Regions from separate parts of the Homo sapiens genome. Here region 2 is linked to region 1. A link is a contact called in ENCODE POLR2A ChIA-PET data. All regions are on one chromosome and are shown on one strand. Each heading gives the region's core, a stretch centred on a gene start or an enhancer-like site at or near the end of the contact. The rest is flanking DNA. Distances are from core to core; before and after follow the strand shown.

Region 1 (7,323 bases), core at 3,396-5,895:
TCCAATGCTGATCATTCTTTTCACAGTACTTACTCTACTTCTATTTGATTTCAGTCAACTCCATGCGCCAATGCCACAGCCACAATTCTTTTTGAGACATACCTCTGTCTTTCTTTAGACTTAATGTCAGTCACCTTAATCCTATCACGCTTTGGTTGGAGAGCTACATCCTTACCTGTTTGTCCAGACTTTAAAATTGTTCAGCTGAAAGGATTTACTGAAGGCATCTTAATTTACTGAAATGTTTTAACAAAGGTATGATGGCCACATTCTTGATTGGGCCATTATCTTCCTATCAATTCATCTTTGTAGCCCAAATGCCTTCCCATCTTTATTTTAGACAGCTAGATATGAGAATCAATCAGATCTTCCAACTCTGCATGTCTCTAAATTTCTGAATGTTTTACTCCCTGTCATTACAGTTTGCAAACTGACCAATTATTTTGAGTCCATATCTTTATTGTACTACCTTGTCAACTGTAGCCAATAGTAACTGATACATGCTAATATACTCTTTGCCTGCTGTTTCACTGAAAGCTACCAGCTCACTGGGAACATTAACTGCCTTCCAATTAATTGAAATAAGTGTTTCACCAAATGTTCCAATACTGCATTACATATAGATAGCCATCCTTCTAGTCCCTGGTAACAGTTACTTTGTCACCTACTGCCAGGACCTAAATCCTATGCCACATATTTTAGGATTTTTATTATGGTAACATGTCACCACACTTTCAGTGTCAAATTATTTACTTGTCAGGGTAGGCTAGGTTATGCCACATTAAGAAACTACTCCCAAATCCAGTCACTTGCAACAATAGAGGTTTATTTCTCTATTTTTTTTTTCAAGACAGAGTTTCACTCTTGTTGCCCAGGCTGGAGTGCAACGGCATGATCTCGGCTCACTGCAACCTCCGCCTCCCGGTTCAAGCGATCCTCCTGCCTCAGCCTCCCGAAGTAGCTAGGATTACAGACACCCGCCACCATGCCCAGCTAATTTTTCTGTATTTTTAGTTGAGACAGAGTTTTACCATGTTGGCCAGGCTGGTCTTGCACTCCTGACTTCAGGTGATCCACCTGCCTCAGCCTCCCAAAGTGCTGGGATTACGGGCATGAGCCACCAGGCCCAGCCTATTTCTCATTCTTAATACATGTACACTGCAGGTCAGTAGTGGCTCTGTTCCAGGTAGTTCTTACCCTGACACCTAAGCTGATAAGCAGGCTGTATCTAGAATATTGCTAGTCTTGTGGCAGAGGGAAAACTGACAACATGGCACATGTTGGCTCTTAAAGTTTTTGCTTGTGCATGGCATGTGCTACTTCTCACTTCGCATTTGCTAATAAGGCAAGTCTTCTTATTAAGCTTGACCCTCATGAGGCAAGTGATATCTCCTTCTAGGTAGAGGCTGAAGCTATCTGCATACAATTTAATCTACAACACATACCAATTCCACTTCTGCAGCTCAGGAATTTTGCGTTGTTTCTTCTACCATGGCTTCTTTTTCCAGACTGTCACCTCTACCTGTCCCTACTTAAAATATAGGTGACATACTCTTTCCACTAACTTCAATGTGCAAAATTTAAACTTTCACAATTTGACATTTTGGTTAATATTTAATGAAATTTATATTTGTAACCTTGCTTTGTTAACATCTCTAAAGGCATCACTTAGGCCAGGTGCGGTGGCTCACACCTGTAATCCCAGCACTTTGGGAGGCCGAGGTGGGCAGATCACGAGGTCCAGAGATCGAGACCATCCTGACTAACACGGTGAAACCCCATCTCTACTAAAAATACAAAAAATTAACCGGGTGTGGTGGCATGTGCCTGTAGTCCCAGCTATTGGGGAGGCTGAGGCAGGAGAATCGCTTGAACCTGGGAGGCAGAGGTTGCAGTGAGCCGAGATCGTGCCACCACACTCCAGGTTGGGCCACAGAGCGAGACTCCATCTCAAAAAAATAAACAAACAAAAATAAATAAATAAAGGCATCACTTAGCTATCTATATTATTGTTGTCTCTAGAAGCTAGGTCAATGACAAAAAAAAGTTAAGTCTCGCGCCACTGCATTCCAGCCTGGGCGACAGAGTGAGACTCCGTCTCAAAAAGAAAAAAAGTTAAGTCACTGGATTTTAGTTTCTTTTTAATAATGGCATTTCTACATACCTACTTATTATCAACTGTTATTATTCAAAATAAAATATTGGAAGAAGAGGTCTCCCTTCTTCTAATTTATTTGCTGAAAGCCTATCTACACTCACTAAGGTTTCTTTGTTCACTTCTAAGTATTTTCCATGTTTTTGTGCTGATCTTTTAACACAGCCATGCTCCTTACCATAGCCTATAAGGTCCATGTCAGAGAATTGGACATAGACTTTACAGACTCCACTGTTTGCTCTCATTTTCCTCTTTTTCTCCTTAGTTATGGATCAACCACACTGATACTTTTTTAAGCACTCTTCTTCTTCTTCTTCTTTTTTTAAATCTCAAAGCCATTTCTCTTACTAATTTAGTGTTCTTCCCACATCTTTACCAGGTTACTTCCTTCCTTTCATTTAGGTTTCAACTCAGAAATCCTCAGACGGACCTTCCCTGTCCTGTCTACTTAAAGTAACCTCCTCTCCTCCACCTCTTCCATGTCATTGTCTGTCTCATTATTCTATTTTATTGGCTTGTCACTGTCTAAAAATTATCTCATTTGTTTATTGTTTGTCTTCCTCAATTAGTATGTAAGCTCCATTAGCAACGCAGAGTAATTTTCTTGTTCACTGCTATAACTCTAGTGGCTAGAACAGTGCCTAGTGGAGAGTAGGTACTTAAGAAAGATTTGCTGAATGAATGAAAAAAGACACCAGTCTTGATAAGCTTCATGACATATCACCTTAACAGTTACCATCTATTTTTTTTTTCCTACCTACTGGCCATACCTCCTCTTCTAAGCATTGCATGTTGGAATTCCTCGGCTCTGTGTCCTCTGTCTAAATTCTCAGTCAACTTTCTCTCCCTAAGTAATCTCATTCAGTCACATGGGTTCATTTCTTATCAGTAAACTGAGTCCTAAATTTATACTTATAGTGTAGTTCTCTTCTGCCCCATAGAGATCCACTTGAATTTTACATAGGCACTTATACATCATTCTCTACGGCTTATTTCAATAACTGGCATCAACAACCACAGAGCTGCTCAAAACTGAACCTCTGAAATTATTCTTAACTTCTCTCTCCTCACTCCTGGAGAGCCAACCACCAAGTCCTGTTGGTGCCACCTTCTAAACATCTCTGGAATCTTTTTTTCTCATCATTACATTCTCTACACTAGTTCAAGCTACCATTATCTGTCACACAGATTATGGACTATTGCAATGGCCCCTTGATAGGTCTTTCCCCTCTCACGCTTATCCCTTCTAATCAATTATTCACAAAGCAATCATTTAAAAACACAACCTTCCCAAGCTCTCAACATAAAACCCATGATGTTTAAGCGGTTATTGGCCCAGCAGATCTGATCCCCACCTTGCTCTCCCTTTTACTTTCCAGCCACACTAGACCTCATACAGCTCCCTCGGGTTTTCAATAGCTTCAGACCTTCACGTGTTATTACCTCCGCCCTGTACACCTGCATCCTCCGTTTTCACCTGGTTAATGTCCGCTCCTCCTTCAGAGCTAGTGTAACTTCCGGTGGAGCCTTCTCCTATGATTTCTAGTCCCAATTATTAATACTTGCTTGATCATTTGATTAATGCTTTAAGCTACGTATGAGATTGGAGAGGGTTCAGAGTGTACATTTTATCCCAATCCCCCCACCCTCCCCCGCAAAGCCTGTCCTATGGAAGTCCTTCGGGTAAAAAAAACAACGAAGAAAACAAAACAAAAGACAAATGAAAATTCGACTGGGGTAGTGGGAAAGATTATCTGTAGCTACACGACCATTGAAAACACATTTTAAAGATGCAATTTGGGACCAGGGACGGGGGATAGTGGCGTGTTGGAAAGGTCTTTGTGGCGACGAACTTTCAACCGAGGGCCAGGATCTGAGGGTTCAGAAATACACTGCCAGGACTATTATCACCTTTAAGTCATTTACTAGTTTTTAACTTCTGCTTGTCTGCGACAGCGTAACACAGGAAGCAGCTGCAGTCTTCTCAAACCGCAGCCGCTGACCTTAGCGGCAAGAGGCCCGACCTGCCCTCCAGGCGCCCGGCGCTCGGCTCCCAGAGGCGCCGCGCAGCTCCCTCAGCGGCAGTCACAGCTGGCCAGCGCGCACCCGGCACGCGCGCCCCCAGGGCCTCTGCGCGCGGACCCGGCTCTCAGGCGCCGCGGGAGAGGCCCCCTACTCACGGAGCGCGCGGCCCGTGCGCCCACGCTCCGACCGCATTCCTCAGTACGTGGCACCCTTGGAAAGTGCCTGTCTGGTCAATCGAAGAGTCCTCGTTTCGACCAAAAAAATTCCCCTCAGAAATATGCATGGCACGGCAATGAAGGCATTTCACTATGAAGTGGAATGATGATGGTCCGACCAGGTCAGGACGAACATATGAGGGGTTAGATCTAAGCAGGCACTATTAAAGACAGTCGCATCCGGGCCCTCCTGCCGCAAGCTGCCCTCCCAGCCAAGGGTCCTTCAGGTAGGAGGTCCTGGGTGACTTTGGAAGTCCGTAGTGTCTCATTGCAGATAATTTTTAGCTTAGGGCCTGGTGGCTAGGTCGGTTCTCTCCTTTCCAGTCGGAGACCTCTGCCGCAAACATGCTCCGCCAGATCATCGGTCAGGCCAAGAAGCATCCGAGCGTAAGTTCGTGACCGCTCTCCTAATGTTTTCCCTTGTCCTTCTTGCGTCGGGGTGCGCCTCTTTCTGTTCCCTGGGAACGTCCTCATTTACAGCCACTTACCGTCCGTCAGACCAGACCCTGCCTCGCCTAGTGTTTGTCATCTTAGTTGTCCCAGGCCTCTGTGACCCTCTACGCCATGCATTGTGGGGTTTTGTCTGACAGGAGGAAGGAGACGGACACTGCTCGGAAAAAAAACCTAGTTTTTTCTAGTTAGTGAATATTGGAACAGTCTGGTGGCCGCTCTCTTTTGCAGGTTGTGCGGTCCAGGAGGGATAGATGTGCGCTGTGTGGGTCAGAGACTAGCATAGGTCAGGTTCCCTATGTGTTATACCATCTCTGGAGGTTCTTGTATTCGCCGCATTGCACCACCAGGCCTTTTGGTAAATAAGAGGGGTCCGTGATCTTGGAATCCTCACTTTGTCTGGACGTCGTTGCTTTTGGGAAAATTTCGAAGTGTGGAAATTGCAGTTAAGTTCTTTGGCATCTCATTTTTCCTCAGCACATCAATGTGCTGTAGAGCTAAAAGTCTATGCAATCTTTAATCTGTCTTAAATCCGGTTCCCTAAATACGCAGCAAGCATTGGTAGCATTACGTTTTCAGAGATAATGCTTAAAGCCAGTATTTGTAATAGATACGTTTACTTATTCAGATTCTATTTTTCATACATCTTTATAGAGGCACCCTTAAATAATTTGCAAAGAATTTGTTTTTCAAGCCCCAGGATAAAGGAAGCCAGAAAATTTAATGGGAATGACATGTAAATATTAGAGAGGTGAAGAAGACTCGATACATTTTCTTGGAAATTTAAAAATGTACCTATAATTTGCTCCACATTAAAAAGTAAGACACTTAAACCAGAGTCATCTTAACATCCTTTCCAAATTCCATTTCTTTCTTTAGAACACAGTTATAAGAAATCTTACCTCAATGTAAGATCTACTTTATTTAAATTTTAAGACAAAACAGTCCAATAACAGTTTGAGACTTGGAAATCAATGTGCAGAAACTACTGTAATCTCTCGTTGGCCAGTGTTTTAAGTATTTGAAGATGGTTATTCTATTTTGTGTTTGGTTTAGTTGATCCCCCTCTTTGTATTTATTGGAACTGGAGCTACTGGAGCAACACTGTATCTCTTGCGTCTGGCATTGTTCAATCCAGATGTTTGGTAAGTACTTAAAAATGTTTAAAACTTTGATAGCTGATCAAGGCAGTTTAGGAGCCACAGTCTCTGTAGGGCGATAACATTAGGGTAGTAGAAAGAATGTTACATTTACAGTCATACAATAAGTTCAGATCTCAAATCTGCTGTTTTCATTTACTTTTTTTGGTTCATGAAATTATCTAATTTCTCTGAGTCTCGTTTTCTCTTTGGTAAAGTAGAACTGCTAATACCAAATCTTGTAATGTTTTGAGGATTGACATAAAAATAATTGTTTTTATAAAATAATCATGGTTCTCGGCACATGTAAATGTTTTTTGCCTTCACTTGCACATTTGCAGTTGAAAAACAATAGACAATCAAAAGATTGATTCATCATTATTCTATGCACTTTTCTGTATATCACTTTATTAATTAAATGGAAAGGTTTTGTGAAAGCCAGATAAAAAGTATCTTGTGATAGGGATTCTGTGTTCTACCTTTTTTCTAATTGATTACATGAGATTGCTTATTATAGATCCTCTACCTGTTTCAACTTCATAATGAAATAACACCATACCTCATCTAATAGAAAATAAGATTGATCTGTTCAAAAATGTATTCTTAGTACAAAACACTAAATAGTGCTTTATTATTATAACAGTCGTAATGTTTTATTTCTTTTAGTTGGGACAGAAATAACCCAGAGCCCTGGAACAAACTGGGTCCCAATGATCAATACAAGGTAAACTACAAAATTGTTTTAAAGTTGTTAGAAATTGTGTTGTAATAAGTTTTGTCATGGGGTGGGTTTTCTTGAAACTGGATATACGAGTAAAATTCCATTATATTGAACTTTAAAGAGCTGTTAGGTAGTTCTGTGAAATGAAAATGGTATATTGCTCTAATAAATATTTTTTGCTAGGTATTTAATTGCTAGTATAAGAAAAGAAGGAAAAATAGTATAGCTATCATTTACCATTTTCTTAGTTCTTAGGTAGTCTAACACAGTGTTCTCAAACTTCATTATACATAGAGCTTGTTGAAACACAGATTCTTCAGCCTTATCCCCAGAGATTCTGATTCAGCTGGTCTTTTGTGGGGCATGAGAATTTAGAGTAGTCTGTGGAACTACTCTTCTAGAGAATGATTTCATGGACTGAGACCATTTATTGATTCCCCAAACATAACCTTCCTTATGTGTAAAAAATTTTGCATACAAAGACCCTGCACAGCATCAAAACCAAGGGCAGGCCAGGCACGGTGGCTTATGCCTGTAATCCCAGCACTTTGGGAGGCTGAGGCGGGCAGATCACTTGAGATCAGGAGCTGGAAATCAGCCTGGCCAATATGGTGAAAC
Region 2 (7,548 bases), core at 1,919-4,418, about 10 Mb before region 1:
AACAGACTCACAATTATATATACCAATTCAGTTTAAAACTACTTTCCCTCAAAGAAGAGATAAATATCATTTCGACTAGGGTTCTTTCTGAAGAGCTGGAATGTACTCAAATAAGACCACTAAATTACAGAAGGCAATTATGATTCTAATCAGAAAGCTCTGTCCCATAAAACAATACTTTTTAAAAAACTAACAAATTTAACACATTATTATAAAATCTACAAAAGTGAACATGTCACATTGATTACTACAGAGCTATGTTTGTTAGTATAATATTGCTATTTCTGGTTCCTTATGATTGTGTGTTTACTTCAGAGGTCTACGTCAAACCTTAGAATTAGGAGAGAAAAGCAATAATTGTTATGAAAAACTATTTAAAAGGTACTTAAAAAGATGTCAGAACTTACCTGCAACACTAGTGATTGTAACGGGAACTCCCTGCACTTGAACACCTGCAGCACCCAGGTTGGCAACGCTCACTGTCTGAAGGTTAGGCACTGATGCAAGCTGGGCAGTATTCAAAGTTATTGGGGCACCAGCAACAGCCACAGGAGCAATCTGAGCAAGAGTTGTGCCACCACTTGAAGACACTGGGGTGATGGTTAATTGTTGGGATAACCCAGCATTCTGAACTTGCAAATTTGAAAGACTCTGAATATTCTGAACCTGTACAGTTTGCCAACTGATTTGCCCTGAAGGTGTTAAAGTTGGAGCCCTGATAAGCACCTGAGTCGGATTTACTGCTTGAAGTTGAACATTCTGTAAAGGCTGCTGCTGGATGGTCTGAATCGTCTGCCCTGACTGGAGTTGAAACGACTGTGGTGGAATAGCCTGAATGATCTGTTGCTGAGGCTGTTGGATCTGGATCTGCTGTAAGATAGGTTGGCCTACAATTTGCACCTGCTGAAGAGAATTTGATTGATCCTGTGCATTCTGCATTCCATTAGGCTGAAGCTGACTGGAGCTCTGGGCTTCAGACTCAGTAGCAGCAGGTGTTTGAGATTCTTCAATGGTGCGTTCAGAACTACTGGCTGATGTGCTTGCATACTGGCCAGTATCTGCTGAGCTCACTAATGTGTCACTGCTTGTCAAAGACGTTGAAGCAGTGGTTGTGCAGGTAGTGGAGGAGGAGGGAGATTCTGGCATAGTACTGGCAGAAGTAGTGGTGTTGGTGGGTGTGGAAACTAATTGATTCCCATTGGAAGTCCCACTATCAGCAGTAGCAGCAGGCTGGCCAACCTGCCCAGTCCCTCCTCCGGCAGCCACGTTGTTTATCACTGGCAAAGCTAGAGTCACTCCTCCAATGTTAATTGGTAGGGTTGTTACAACTTGAGCCTGAGTACCAGGAAGAGTCTGTAACTGCAGTGGTATTGAAACACCAGGTCTAATTTGGACCGGAACTGTCTGATTTGCCAGGTTTTGAGCAAGAATATTCCCAGAAGCTGTCCTGTTAGCAGCTGTGAGTATAGCTTGATTATTACCTGCAGAAATGAGCTGAATTTGACCCTGCAAATCCTGTAGAGATGAACTACTAGTTGGATTGATTTGAATTTGTTGACCTTCCACTGTCTGAAGTTGTGGAATTACTTGGTACTGTACACTACCACTTGGATTTTGTACTTGTATGACTTGAAATTGACCAGGGGTGGAAGAATTACCTGATTTAGTTTTTGTAGGAGATGCACTCCCGTTATTACTGCTGGAAGAACTAGACGAACTAGAGGCTGGTTGAGAAACGTTATTCTCTTTTGAAGCAGGAGGAGTGGAGGCAACAAGTTGCCAAGCGTTTCCAGCAAGTTGCGTTGTTACCAGTTCTAGCTGTTGTGGTTGATTTTGAAGTTGCACCAATCCTTGACTTGGATCTATAATAATTTGTTGTTGTCCAGTTGCTTGATTTTCACCAGGAGTCCCTATTTTGCTGCAAGTAGCTGCCAGTAAAGCCAGAGGAGAGGGCTGAGAGTCCTACCCAAAATGGGACGGTAAAGGAGAGGGGGGGGGGAAAAAAAGTGGGCGGATTTAGTGGAGGCCAGTAGTTGCCAGGGGGTTACTTATTTTGACAGCTCTACATAACAATTTAGGAAGCAGCAGAAATCAAAAAGAAATACGAACAAAAGTAGATAAGAACTATATGAATAAGGAAGCAAGTCCTATAATATCAAGTTTAAATAAAAGGAAATTTCTTTACAACTTTGTAAAGTGTTATGTTCCTAAACTCAAAATGCCCTTGGGAACACACACACCGTTTTCTTATAGTCTGAATTCCTGATGTAATTTTAAACAGCGTTATACCCTCAAAGAGGTGAAAACTTGATGAATTTACAATTTAAGTTCCACACTCTCAGAAAGATGCTTTGAGTGGATAAACATTTTATTCTGTTACTTCTGGACATTCAAAGGGCATAACTCCCTCTCTCTCCTAATGTGTCGTGATGAATTTTTTTAATTTGTTTGCTTTTACCTGGGAGCCTGAGGTTTTGGGTTTTTTATTGTTATTCTCTGGCTCAGAGGTTTTCCCTCCTTCTGTAGCCATCGCCGCTGCCGCTGCCGCCTCCTCCTCCTCCTCCTTCTTCTGATCTGCAACAAACCCCCCCACCACACACACACGACAACAGGTTATTAGGATTATTATTATTCGTCTTCTTCCTCTCCTCTTCTCCCCCCTCCCCCCGAACATTAATCTCCATAAACCCGCGATCCACGCACACCGGCAGGGGGTGGGGGAGAAGGAGGGAAGGGAGGAGGGGGATATCACAAAACGTGGTTTGAAACCCGACCCATCGGCTCCAGAGCAACACCCAGAAGGAGGTTGTTCTCTCTCAGACATTAAGACAAAACACAACCCTCCTTCCCTCCCCGATTCCCTCCCGCCCTCTCCTCCTCCCCTTAAAGCATCTCAGCGGCCCCGGGGGAGGGGGGAGAACCGAGCAGGGTCTGGGGAGGGAGGGAGAGAGGGAGGCGGCGAAGGAGACTGAGGGGGGTGGAGAATACGTACCGCTCATCCCGCATTAACAGGACAAACCCTCAGACGGAGACACTGGGATAGAGGTGGGTGGGGGTGGGGGCGAGGCGGGAGGAGAGGCCGGTCCCGCCCGCCCGCGGTGGCTCGGAGGAGGCTGTAGCTGGCACAGGCTCTGCCTCTTTTTCCGCGAATGGCCGCCGCTGGGCTGTGGCGTAGCAGCTCCTCTCTCCGCCCGAGCCCGGCTGACTCGCCCTTGATTGACAGCGGCGGCGCGCGGCGCGGGCGGCGGCGCGGGTCGGGGGCGGGGCCAGGGCGGTGCGAGCCTGGCCGACTCCCCACCCCCCTCGGCCTCTCTCCGCCGGAGCCTCCGACTCTCCACCCCTTCCCCCAGCGGATTGGCCGCCGACCTGCCGGGGGCCGGGGCGCTGGGGCCGCCTCCTCTCCACCCCCTTTCTCGGGGTTATTCCTTTAGCAGCTCTTCTCCTCCTCCCTGGCTCCTCTGGCGCTCTTTCTCTCGGCGTTCTAGCTCAGGAGCGCTGCCGGTAGGCCCTCCATACAGCCAAACTTGTTGTCTCAGGATATCCCGCCCCCTACTCATTTCCCAGCGCCCTCCACTCAAAAACCCCCTCCAGCAATCCCTCCAATTGCCACTAAAGAAAAAAGTAGGGCCCTTGATCCAGGCAAGCGAGAGCGGCGGACGTGGGCGCGCGCGGACCACCAACAGGTCGGCGCGCTGGGTGAACTGCCCGCTGCCCCCGCGCAGGGAGCATGGCTTTCCTGAGGCGCATCCGGACCCGGGCGCCCTTTTTCCCTGGCTCTGTCTCCATTGGCTGAGCCCAGGGTGACGCGCGCTGAGTGGTGGGAGAAAGGGGGTGGGGCACTACCGCGAAGGCTGTCGGTACTCGTAGTTTCCGGCGGTCGCGGTGCCTTCTTCGAGGCACCGCCTCTCTCCCGCCCCCGACCGAGGCCTGGCTGCCGAGCGGAAAGCTGCCCGAGGGGGCGGTGGCGGCAGGGCGTGGCCGGGGCCGAGTGGGAGTTGAACTGAGCGAGGAGGAGGGGGAATGGGTGTTGTTTGCCTGGGCCTATCCGCCGCGCGGGGCTGCCCAAACCACCTCTGCCGCCGCCTCCTCGGCTCCAAGCCGCTCCCCGCGGGGCGAGCTCACACCCGGAGCGCTCGGCGATTGAGCGGGCGGCGGCGTGGGGAGGCGGGGTTTGCTGTCCTCGGGGTTTGAATGAACCCGGCTTCTTGAAGCAGCGCCCTCGCCTTGCCTTTCTTTGCTCACCTTCCCCTCAGGCCCCCTGCTTTGAGTCCGAGGCCTGTTTTCTCACGGAGAAGGATCTTCCATTTTTATTTGTTGTCTCTCTGGCTGGCAGCTGGTGCAGAGCAGTGACCCGCCTTCTAAGAAGGGTTGCATCGCGTTTTGCCTAAAAGCCTAAGTGGTTGGCGGAGTTCTAAGCCTTATCTGACAAGAGTCTCCGGGCGAAGAAAAGCCCAGCTCCATAAGGGTCAGCCCCGCTTACGGTGTAGCGTAAGCAAGCGTAAGGGCAAGTGGAATTAACATCTGGCTGCACAAAGCATCTTACTGTCAAATGCACTTGAGCAGTGTCCTGCCTCAGCTTTCCTACAAAGTCCTGAAGTCAGGATGATGCCATGGAACGTAATCAGCGCCTGATTAACTGTACCAAAGGTGGAAGTGACCCCACATGTAAATACTGGCCTTGGGAACAAGGCATGCTTACACCCCAGGCTCAAAGCCATTGTCTCACTTCTTACCTGGGCTTCACACTCAGCCTTGGGCATTTTTGTCTCCTGCCTGAGGCCTGACATGTTGCAATGGTGAGGAGGTCCCAGATGCTGAACTTGACTGGCATTTCCTTTGCTTGTTAAGGTAATTGCAAAATCAGCTGATGACAAAGCCATGCAGCAAGACAAAGCAATTCGAATAAAGAATTACATGGTATTGTCTACCCCATCTTATACAATGAGCCAGAGATCCCTGAACAACGTGCTTTTTCCCCATCGTGTACAATATAGAAAGCTCAAAAGTGCTTCTTACATTTACGTATATACTGTCTCTATCCTCAGGTCCCCTCCTCCTCCCAGTTCACCAAGATAAATGAAGACATTTTGCAGTCTTATGAATTGGGGCTTTCATTGTCGTTTTCGTTTGGAAAACCTGCTTCAGAGAGGCAATGTCACTGACTCTGAACCATAGATTAAAAATAATGCTTCGGGAGGCCGAGGCGGGTGGATCAGGGGGTCAGGAGTTTGCGACCAGTCTGGCCAACATAGTGAAACCTTGTCTCTACTAAAAATACAAAAAATTAGCCAGGTGTGGTGGTGTGCGCCTGTAATCCCAGCTACTCGCGAGGCTGAGGCAGGAGAATCGCGTGAACCCGGGAGGTGGAGGTTGCAGTGAGCTGAGATCACGCCATTGCACTCCAACCCCGGGCGACAGTGCAAGACTCCGTCTCAAAAAATATATAATAATAATAATAATGCTTACCATCAGTATGAATCTGCAAAGTCCTAAATATTCTCCACCCTATAGATAAGTGGGAATACTGGTATCCATGAAACATAAGTCCTGCTTTTTATGGTGGACCAAAGTCTTCTAGTCCCTGGCTGTTATGGACTGAATGTTTGTGTTCTCTGCCCCCTTCCCCATTCATGTGTTGAAATTCTACACGGGGCGCGGCTCACTCCTGTTATCCCAGCTCTTTGGGAGGCCAAGGCGGGCGGATCACTTGAGCCCAGCAGTTCCAGACCAGTTTAGGCAACATGGTGAAACCCAGGCTCTACAAAAATTAGCCGACGTGGTGGCGCTGTCCTGTAGTCCCAGCTTCTTGTGAGGCTGAGGCGGGAGGATCACTTGAGCCCAGAAGGCGGAGGTTGCATTGGGCCAAGATGGCACCAGTGCACTCCAACCTGGGCAACAGAGTGGGACTGTGTCAAAAAAAAAAAAAAAAAAAAGAAAGAAAAAAAAAGGGAGAGAGGGGAAAGGGAGGGAGGAAGGAAGGAAGGAAAAATTCTACCCCTTAGTGTGATGGTATTAGAAATTAGAAGGTAGGGTCTCTGGGAGATAATTAGGATTAAATTTGGAGTCCTCATGAATGAGATTGGTGACCTTAGAAGAATCAGGAAAGAGCTTGCTTTTCCTTCCTCTGCTCTCTTCTATTTGAAGATAACAACCAAAAGTCCTCAGTGTGATACCCGGTGGAAAGCGAGTTTTGCTAGGGAGGTAATATTGACAAAGACTCTCTCCTTTGACCAAACTTTAATCTGGTTATTCTAAGTCCTCTTTCTGACTAGGTCCTGACCTGGAACTCTGTCCTTAGTTTAGTGGCTTTGTTCATTTAGTCCAGTTTTAGCAAGAATCCTGCTGGGTTGGTTGGGTAAAAACGCCTCACCCTTAATATTTGACCATACTTGGTATCTCATCAAATTCCTTATCCCCTGTTCTCGATATCTTAGCACCCTGGCCTGCCTTCAGCAATAACCCCATTAAATTGGTTTAGCCAGAATCCTCCTTTATTCTGGAAATTTCCCCTTAGTAATTTTCCATCCACTGACTCCATCCTGCTCCTTGGCTTCAGATCTCTAGTTGTCTTTGTATTCATAGTTGAGCCCAATCTCTCTCTCCCACTGCAAGACCCCATTGGATAGTCTCTCCTTGACTAAAGTCTTTATTGCTGTCTTTAACAAGTATCCTGAATTATTTTTTTCTTCAACATTGTAAATATAAATTCAACAAAATACTCGGCCTCAGGCCTGCGAGGGTGGTCTTTTCCCTGAGGAAGCAGTCTAAAAACATTCCTTCCTATGCTCATTATTGCCTAGAAAACAGTGGCTTTCAAACTTTTAAAAAAATTATGACCCACAGAAATAAATATATTTTACATCATGGCTGGCCCAGTGTGTACTTTTTAAAAATTTATGACCCTGGGCCAGGCGCGGTGGCTTATGCCTGTAATCCCGGCACTTTGGGAGCCCAAGGTGGGCAAATCGCTTGAGTTCAGGAGTTCAAGACTAGCCTGGGTGAATCACTTGAGGTCAGGAGTTAAAGACCAGCCTGGCCAACATAGTGAAGTCCCATCTCTACTAAAAATACAAAAATTAGCCAGCCGTGGTGGCAAGTGCCTCGGGAGGCTGAGGCAGGAGAATCCCTTGAACCTGGGAGTCAGGGGCTGCAGTGAGCCGGGTGCTATAGTGAGCCGGGTGCTATAGTGAGCCGAGATCATGCCACTGCACTCCAGCCTGGGCGACAGAACAAGACTCCGTCTCAAAAAATAAAAAAAGGAATAAGTATATTTTACATATGGCCCAGTGTGTACACACACAGAGGAAATCAGCATTTGTATGTGAAATATTTAATGACACTAAGCACTGACCATTCAGCTCAAACACGTCCATAAAGCTGAAATAGTGTCCTAGAGGTAGAAGTCCTCTGCCACGAATTATCCTTGTAGTTGTGGAATTGAGAGATCCAGAGGGTTGGGGAACAATGAGGGGACTTGCCAAGGAGGGGACTTGGACACTAGTTCATGGCATAAATGAGAAAAAGGGACTGTATTTGAGTGTCTCTTTT

Evidence for each region. ChIA-PET counts read pairs that join two places held with the same protein, here RNA polymerase II (POLR2A).
Region 2: POLR2A ChIA-PET joins it to region 1 with 7 read pairs in CD4-positive, alpha-beta T cell. The contact joins the promoter of SP4 here to the promoter of COXFA4 in region 1. POLR2A ChIA-PET finds 5 or more read pairs at or near these places in 2 of 52 experiments (CD4-positive, alpha-beta T cell and naive thymus-derived CD4-positive, alpha-beta T cell).

Annotation. Positions count from the first base shown.
Region 1 is chr7:10,937,475-10,944,797 of GRCh38, reverse strand. It overlaps COXFA4 (cytochrome c oxidase associated subunit FA4), which reads left to right and starts at 4,645. Exons shown (of 4, transcript NM_002489.4): 1 at 4,645-4,782; 2 at 5,902-5,990; 3 at 6,651-6,708. The coding sequence starts at 4,741. LOC107986767 (a long non-coding RNA gene) reads right to left here and starts at 4,542. Exons shown (of 3, transcript XR_001745091.3): 1 at 4,067-4,542. RefSeq lists a silencer at 4,113-4,362 and enhancers at 3,588-4,508, 4,393-4,662.
Region 2 is chr7:21,423,703-21,431,250 of GRCh38, reverse strand. It overlaps SP4 (Sp4 transcription factor), which reads right to left and starts at 3,168. Exons shown (of 6, transcript NM_003112.5): 1 at 2,993-3,168; 2 at 2,459-2,574; 3 at 408-1,962. The coding sequence starts at 2,999. RefSeq lists silencers at 2,875-3,464, 3,845-4,234.